Linked DNA regions of Homo sapiens: region 1 is linked to region 2. The links are chromatin loops, found by intact Hi-C in ENCODE. Cell type or tissue: endothelial cell of umbilical vein. All regions are shown on one strand.

Region 1 (4,000 bases), 190 kb after region 2:
GGGTGAGCTTGACAATTTTTGGAGGAGAAAACTAAGGCTGGAGTGAATGTGTGCTGGAGTCTAGGCTAGAACCCAGATGTGAAGCCTACTTAGTCCACTGTGAGTTTGATTCAATATCCCTTCTCTCTGAACCCAAGCAGATTCCAAGAGACTAAGACCCCAGACCCCAACCTGGCAGCTGGTGCATGCTCTTTCCTCTTTCCCTGCCTACCAGCTCCCTGGCCAGCACCCCCGAACAATCTGACAGCCTATCCCAGGCCGGCTTGATTCTGACTGTTTGTCACTTTCCTGCCTCAACATCCTGCCCTGGGCCTCAGCCTTTGGTCTATGCTAGGGTCTGTGATCTGGGATGGGCCTCTGAAAATCAAAGCCCTAAGAGGACTCACAAGACTGTGAGCAACCTGAGTATGGGGCCCATAGAGGGTAGCTGGCTTCTGTGTCCCCAGTGCCCAGGGCAGGCCTGGCATAGAAGAGAACTCAGGCAAGAGAGTGGGACCAGCGGCTGGAAGAAATCAAGCAGGGAGTGCCATGGAGAAGCGGCTGCAGTTGGCTTTGGGGACTCCATGTGGTCAGGGAGGCTCGCTTGCTCTGGAAAGTAGGTGGAGGCTGGAGGCCAGTACTCCCTGGGGAGAGGGTGCCTGTGTAACAGGAGCATCTGGCCCTTGAAAATGCTGAGCAGAGAAATGCTAGCAGTAGCGCCAGGTGCCAGCACTCAGGGTGGGATAGAGTTCTATTGTGGCCATAGAGTCCTGCCATGGGTAGAGCTTGCTGAGGGGGGACCAGATGCTGTTGGGACCCTGGGGCTGCCATCGACTGCCTTTAGCCTGTGCTGCTGCAGGGATGCAGTGTTTCTACCCCATAACCCATCTCAAAACCCCAGTCAGCAACCGGGCTCCTGAGAGGTGGGCACATCAGCTCTCTCAAGTGCCCCGGGAGAGTTTCCTGGCCTAAGATGGTGAGTGGCATGGGGCAGGGAACAGAGACTCTGCTGGGGAAGCCTCTGTCCCAGCGGGGAGATGCTGTCCCTGTCTTCAGAGAGGCCACTCTTTGGTTTATGATGTATTGACATATCATAACCCCTGGACTCCTTTGCCCAGGAATTAATGATTGTATTTCTATAATTCTTCAGTTATTTTAGGAAAATGTGAGCTGTTTCTTTAATTATCTACAAGGACTTGCCAACAGCTATTATACATTTGGCTAGATTGAGACTATGAATGAAACTTGTATTTGTCCCTAAAAGTCTCGGTTGGTTTTAGCCTTCACTGTCCCCTGGATGGCTGGTGGTGGAGTGCGACGTGTGCGGTCAGCTAATGGGGACACAGTGCTGATTTGCTTGGGCTGTGTCAACAGGATCTTGGAGCTGGGAGGACCCATGACAACTTTTTACATGATGAAGAAATTCCCCTGTTGGAAGACAACCCTTCCAGCCTCCATCGCATACCTGCTGTGATAGGGAGCTCACTGCCTGCTACTTGATCATAGGTTCTGTCACCTGCTCTAGGGCCACAGGTCAGGCCAGGGGTCACTGCAGGCTCTCTTCCAGAGGCAGCTCTCCCAGGGTCCCCCTGGTGGTCACTATGAAGCTGTGCGGCTCTCCTGGAGGGTTCCCTTGCAGCCCTCAAGTGGACAAAGGGCTCATCTTTCCTTGCCAGGGGCTCCCTTGTAAAGGCCCTTTGGCCAGCAAAGGCCCCTGGGTTAGAGTTTCCTTGTGCCGCCCACCAGGCAGAAGGTCAAAGGTCTTGGCCAAGGCCCACTGTCCTCTCCCTGCAGTGACCTTCTTTGAGCACCTCTTCCTGAACATTCTCACGCCACCCTGCCAAGTCCTGGCACATACAGGACCAGACAGTAGAGTTCAGGCTGTCCCTGAGACTGCTGAAATGCCCCTTCTCCTTCACCAAGGACCAGGGGAGAAAAAGGGACCATGGACTGGAGACAGACAGCGGGAAGGGCGGGGAGCCAGGCGATGTCATCAATGCCTGCTGTCAGGCTGGGGCCCTGCTGTCATCTAACCTGCCCGGGGCTGATGTGTCCTGGTCACTGTTAGTCCATGGGAGAAGGACCCTTATCATGGCTGGGAGACCAGGAGAAGGGGTGCAGCTCCCCTTGTGTCTTGGATTGGAACATGATTGCCAATAGGTGGCCCCAGTGGTGATGAGGGCTGTGAAGGAGGGTCCTCCATCTTTCCTGCCACCAGCCGCACCACCATGGCTACCTTCACCGCCTTTCCAGCCAAAGCCTTTCAAAGCCATGTCTTGGTGGGTAGAACTGGATGGGGCTCTAGGCTGTGACTTTAAATGAGAATCACTAAACTGTTGGAGATAATGGAAGGGAAGTGAGGGGCCAGTGGGGACAGGCCAGCCCTTGGGTCCATGAGACCAGTGCACTGTAGCCAAGAGTCTGAAGCCTGGCCCACATCCTCAGCCCTGGGAACATAGGAATGGCCTCAAGACCCCTGCTCAAGTCCTATGTTCTCTCCCACCAGGGACAACTGGCCATGTGGGCTTGTCTCATGGCCCCTGCATGTAATAGCTCCATTCAGTTTGGGCTTTTCATTCTTAAGTAGCACCACAGTGGGAAGTCTCTGGGCCTGTCCAGCTACTTTACACGGCCTCCCCCAGCTGGAGTTGAAACCTATGCCTCCAAGTCCTTCCTGCACCCCTTGGGGTTTCCTCTTCAGCCCTCTAGCAAATAACTATTCCAACAAAAACCTTCACAGCTCCCCAAGAACTTGCCATAATTTATAGGCACAAGGCAGTCCAAATCCATATGGAGAAAAGTAACATTCCTCCCCAAGAAGCAGCCCAGCCAGCCGAGAGTGGGAGAGAGAGAGAGAGACTGCTAAAAGATATACCTGTGTATTAAAAGAACTGGGGACTGAGGACTGGGGACAGACAATGGGAAGGCAGGAAGTGAGGCAATGTCACCTCACAGCTTTTAGTCCAAGGGTGACCAGCTGCCTTCAAAGGATGCCTTGGGACAAAATATGGCTGCCAGGTTTCATTTGTCCAAATGGTGGTTTTCCTAGAACAAAGGGACTTTTTTTTTTTTCTCAAAGGTAAATTAAAGCTACTTCTTTTAGGGAAGCCCAGAAAGATTTGAATTTTTAAGTGAGTTCGTCCAGCCTCTGCCCTGTTATGCAATTGAACTTGTACAGTAAACCCCAGGGAGGTGAGGTGTTACCATCCCCATTTTGTGAATGAAGAAACTGAGGCTTAGGGTGGTTAAGCTGCTTCTACTCTGATGTAACAAGAGGAGGCAGGATGCAGAGCCAGGTCTGCTGACCTGCAGAGCCCATACTGCAGGGGAGAGGGGGTCCCCAGAACTTAGAGGATATCAAGTCGAGAGGACAAGCACCGTCCAGTGGCTGAAAAGGCCAAGTCGAGCTGCACCGGAATGGGAGGGGTTAAGAGCCATACTGTGGAGGCAAAGTCATTCCAACACCACCCCCTCCCCCCTTTTCTCTTCCTTTTCCACTGAGTTGACCTTTAAATTATGGCATCAGCTGTCGTGCCAGACATGCTGCGATTTCCCCTCACTCCATCTGCCCAGCCTTCCCACTGGCGCAGTTTCTAGCTTGCTGCATTCTCCTCCCTCCTTCCCGTTCTCTCCTTCTCTCTCCTCTGCCCCCATCAGCTGCCTCCCTCTGAGTCCCATTCACAAAATCCCAGCCATGTCGCTGGCCCTGCTGCAGGTGGCATTCGGGCATTGCTGGTGTCCCCCCAGGGCCATGTCTCCCCACCTCCCAACTCTGCTCCGGGACACTGCAGCTGGGAAGTCACCTCTGCCCAGTCCTACTCCTGCCTCCCTCCAGGCTGGTCTGTAAGCCTGCACACCGGCCTCTCCCCACCCGTGCCCCATCCAGGCCCTTGCTGCTCCCATCTTCCTCCAGCCCCACCCCTCCCCAAAGCCTCCAGTGGGGATGCACCCTCTGCTTAATATTCATTTGCATTTGGCCCAGGGCCTAAACTATATATTTTGTTTTTTTGCCATGACTGTA
Region 2 (4,000 bases):
CTGCACTTCATCCTGAGCAGATGGGAAGACATTGGAGGACTTGAAACAAAGAGTGACATTATTAGAAAGCCTGCCTTGGCTGCAGATTGTAGAACGCGTGGGCTGTTGGGAGAGGGTGTCAAAACCAAGTGAAAGGGGGATGCTGGTGAATCCAGGCAAGAGAGGGTAGTGGCTTGCACTGAGCAAAGGAGATGGGTGGGCGGGCGTGAGAGATGTTCAGGAGACAGGATTACCAGTGTTTGGTGATCAGTCAGGCAGGGCGATGAGGGGCAGGAGGAGCCAAGGGTGGCGTGGGAGCTTTTGGCTTGGTTGTCTAGATGGTGGGGTCAGACTTGAAGAGAGCAGGTTCTGAGGGGGAAGATGAAGAATCCAGTTTTGGACAAGTTCAGTGTGAGAGGCCAGTAGGACACATTAATGAACTAAGCAGTAAGATATTGGGGCTTAGCAGAGATGTTTGGGAGCAGAAAGTCTAGGAGAGGGCTAAGGAGCAGATCAGGGCTTGGTGGAGGAAGATGGGAAGGCTGCAGAGGAGGCTCAGCAAACAGGGTGAGGGCCAGCAGTGTGGATCCAGAGAGACTGTTTGGGAAGGAGATGAGGTTAGCTGGCCAGATGCTGCTGAGGGGGTGAGAGAGAGAAGAGCCCACGAGTGTCCTTCGGGTAGGGGACTCTGGAGACAAATTTCCGGGGAGGGGTGCTGAGGGCAGAAGCAGGGTGCACTGGGAAGCAGGTGGTGTGGACATGAGGGAGGAGAGGTAGTGGATGGAGACAGGATTAGAGAGAGGAGAGGAGGGAGCCTGCAGAGAGGAGGGCGCGGGTGGATTTGGGAGATGGGGATGTCTTTAAATTGGGAAGGAGCAGATCCAGGAGATAGTGTGAAAAATTGGGGAGGAGCATTTGGACGCATGGTCAGAGGGGGAGCCACAGAGGCAGGCAACCCTGGGAGGTGGCAGGAAATGGCAGGGAAGAAGCATGTCCTGGGACCCCTGGGGACAGCACGGTGGACAGAGATGGCCTTGGGATGCATGCTGTGGCCTCATGCTGAGGAAGCTGCCTGGACACACCTCTAACCACTGTCTCTGCCTGTCTCTTCCTTCTGCCTCCGCTGGGCCCGACGCTCCGCAGCTGTGTGCTCCTGCCTTCTTCCTCCAGGGCCTTCTCCAAACGGTATTGGAGCTTAACCTTCTCCAGGTTCTTGTTCCCCTGTCCTCAGCAAGCAGGCTCCTGAAGATGCGGAGCCTGGTCCCCAGCCTTTAGAGAGGAATGTCATCACCACGGAGCTCGAGGGAGCCCCGAGGGACAGACCGAGGAAATGAGGGATAAAGTGGATACTGCCCAGCGTTTGGGGGCCTAGAGAGGAAATATTCTGGGAGGAATGTATTCATGAGTTTTCCTTAGTGATTTTAAGAGAACAAGTGTATGAGAAAGATTGGTCTTTCTGCCACTCCACTCAGGGGATCCTGGGGCTGTTCCCTCCCTGATGGTTTTTTTTTTTGGCCCCTCTTTGTCTTGGGTTTTTGGCTCTGGGTCCATATTGGGTTGGGCATAGCCATAAGGGGCCATGAACAGACCACAAGCAGGCATTCAAGTGCAACCCTGTCTTTAAAGAGGACACCCTGCTGTGCTGCCACCTGCAGCTGGTGGCCTTGGAGTGCCCAGGGAGGACATCAAACTGGGGGTCCCCATAGCAGCCAGGTCACTGCAGAAGCTGTGTAGGCCCTGCCTCCATCCTCCAAGGGCACCTTTCATGTGGACTGTGACATGCATAGCAGCCCCTGGAGCTGTGCACTGCAGCAGCCCTGTCCATCACCCCTGCTTATCAGACGGTCAGGAATGCAGGTGCTTCCTGCATCATGTCACCTGCATTGTGGGTCTGGAGGAAAATGATAAGTTTTTTTGCTTTATGCCCTGGTGACTTAGAGATAGTAATAAAGCCAGTGTTGCTCTGAAAGATGCTTCTAATGGCTCAGCTCTCTTGAAGTCACCCTGGGGAGATCAACACCAACACCAATGGCAAAAACAATGGTACTAACAACAATTCTAGTAATAGTTACAGTCACAGCCATTTACTAAGCGCCTCCTGTGTGCCAGGCGCTCTTCAGATGTGTTCTCTCATTTAATTCTCGGAGCAGCTTATCTCAGATCTTCATCTGAGAATACTGAGTCACTGAAGTTGAGTAATCTGTCCAAGGCCTAATGGCGAGGAGGTGGCAGAGCTGGAACTAGAGTTGAGGTCTGATTCTAGGACTAAGCTTCCAACTGCTGTAGGTTGGGGGAAACATGGTGTCATCAGGGTGTCGCTGCACAGGAGTGTGGCTTGGGTTGGCTGTGAAGTGATTCATGGAGGTGGGGGGAAGCTGATATCTTTCTCTGCTTTGACTGCTCCCACCATCTATGGCAGAGCGTCTGTATGGATGTACCATCCTCGCAGAAGGAACCCAACAGAAGTCACTTGGAGAATGAATCCAATGATTTCATTGTTTAATAAATGAGATTACATGAGGCAAGCTCTGTAAAGTGTCTATCACAGTCCTTTTAATTATAGTTAACATTTCCGGAGTGTCAGGCCCTCCATGTATGGATGTGCAGGTTGGGCACTGCACAAGGACACTGTGTCTAAGGGGCTGCATTTCTAGCACAGACACCATATACTTGTATTTATTATAACAATTTCCCAATAGGTGGCAGTAAAGTGTCTTGTTCTAATAAACTCAGAAAATATGACAACTTTCTGACATGGAAGTAAAGAGTCTTAAGCACATTTTTCTCTAATTGTCACAAAGACACCACATGGGCTAATAGTCCTGTTGAAGGTTTACATGAAGCTCTAAAGGTTATACAGGTATTAACTTCCTCAACCCTCACCCTAACCTTTAGAGGTTGACAACTTTTGCTAACCATTTTATAGATGAAAACATTCAGCTATAGGAGGTGAAATAATTTATTTAACGTCATACATAGTGGAGTTAGGACTCACACCTGTGTTCCTAACTGCTGTTATTGGTGGTTAACTATCTAAGGCAGTACCTGCCTCCCTTGCCCCACCTTGCTTCCTCATGTAGTTCTTTGTGATCATTGAGGATTCCTGCCCAACTCTTTCTGGCAAACTCTTAGTAGGCCAGAATTGACACACACTTGCTCGTCTCTGTAGTGGAGAGAGACCCTCCCCAGCAGTGTGCTTTGGTGCTCTGGGGAGCCCCTTCTCCCATTGCTCAGTTGTTCTCTTTCTGGCTCACAATGCAAGTATTCTGTCCTCACAGGGGACAGGCGTGAGAGGTGGGGGTTTGGGGCTGGAAGGTGTCTAGGGGTGGGGAAGAAATACCAGGACAGATGATAACCCGGAAGGGTCTGAGCCAGGAGGCAGGAGAACCAGGCTGGCGGGCAGGCACATGGTCCTCTCTGGGACTGAGAGGGGCTGAAGTGGATCTGCCAGGATGGAATAGGCAGTGTGTGCACGCATATGCTGTGTGCGTATCAGGGAGGGGCAGACCCGGAGCAGCTCAGGGGGCATCAGAGCCTGCATTATGGGAGGAGGGGTGACGGGATTCAGTTGGAACAAGGTGACCTGAACCCTGGATGAAGGTGCTGGAATTGTGATCCTGGAGAAGATGATGCCTGGCCGAAACTGACTTAGCTTTTTCGTTTCTGCCTCCCTGTTTGTCCACTTCTGTCTTTCCTTCTCTGTTTCTCCCTGCACTTGGCATTTCTTTCTGTCCTATCTGTCCTTCTCTCTTGTCTTTTTGCCTTGGTCTTCCTTCCACCTTTGTCTCCATTCTACCTGCTGTCCACTGCAGTCTGAGGACACAGACCTGCCCTACCCACCACCCCAGAGGGAGGCCAACATCTACATGGTTCCTCAGAACATCAAGCCAGCGCTCCAGCGTACCGCCATCGAGGTGAGCCGTCCGGGCCTGGGCGTGGGGGCTGGGAGCAGCCTGCCCTTCCCCTTCCTGGCCCCAGCCTTTCCTGGGGCCCGGGGCCTTCTGAGCCACTCTCCTCATTC

Evidence for each region. A loop is a pair of places that touch in the nucleus more often than their neighbours do. Peaks named below come from ENCODE experiments on the same cell type or tissue, not always from the same donor. Only the 100,000 strongest peaks of a DNase experiment are listed, where the experiment ranks them.
Region 1: it touches region 2 in a loop (16-fold over the local background); 69 of 110 quality-filtered maps call a loop at or near these places.

What each region holds. Positions count from the first base shown.
Region 1 is chr2:71,796,951-71,800,950 of GRCh38, forward strand. No RefSeq gene overlaps it. Among named protein-coding and RNA genes, the nearest start is that of DYSF, 330 kb to the left of the region's middle. In endothelial cell of umbilical vein, a CTCF peak has its summit at 1,582 (motif pointing left); no DNase peak of the experiment used is centred here.
Region 2 is chr2:71,607,454-71,611,453 of GRCh38, forward strand. DYSF (dysferlin) reads left to right here. Exons shown (of 56, transcript NM_001130987.2): 37 at 3,792-3,893. Among named protein-coding and RNA genes, the nearest start is that of DYSF, 140 kb to the left of the region's middle. In endothelial cell of umbilical vein, no CTCF peak of the experiment used is centred here; a DNase peak (open chromatin) is centred at 1,958; H3K27ac peaks cover 733 bases.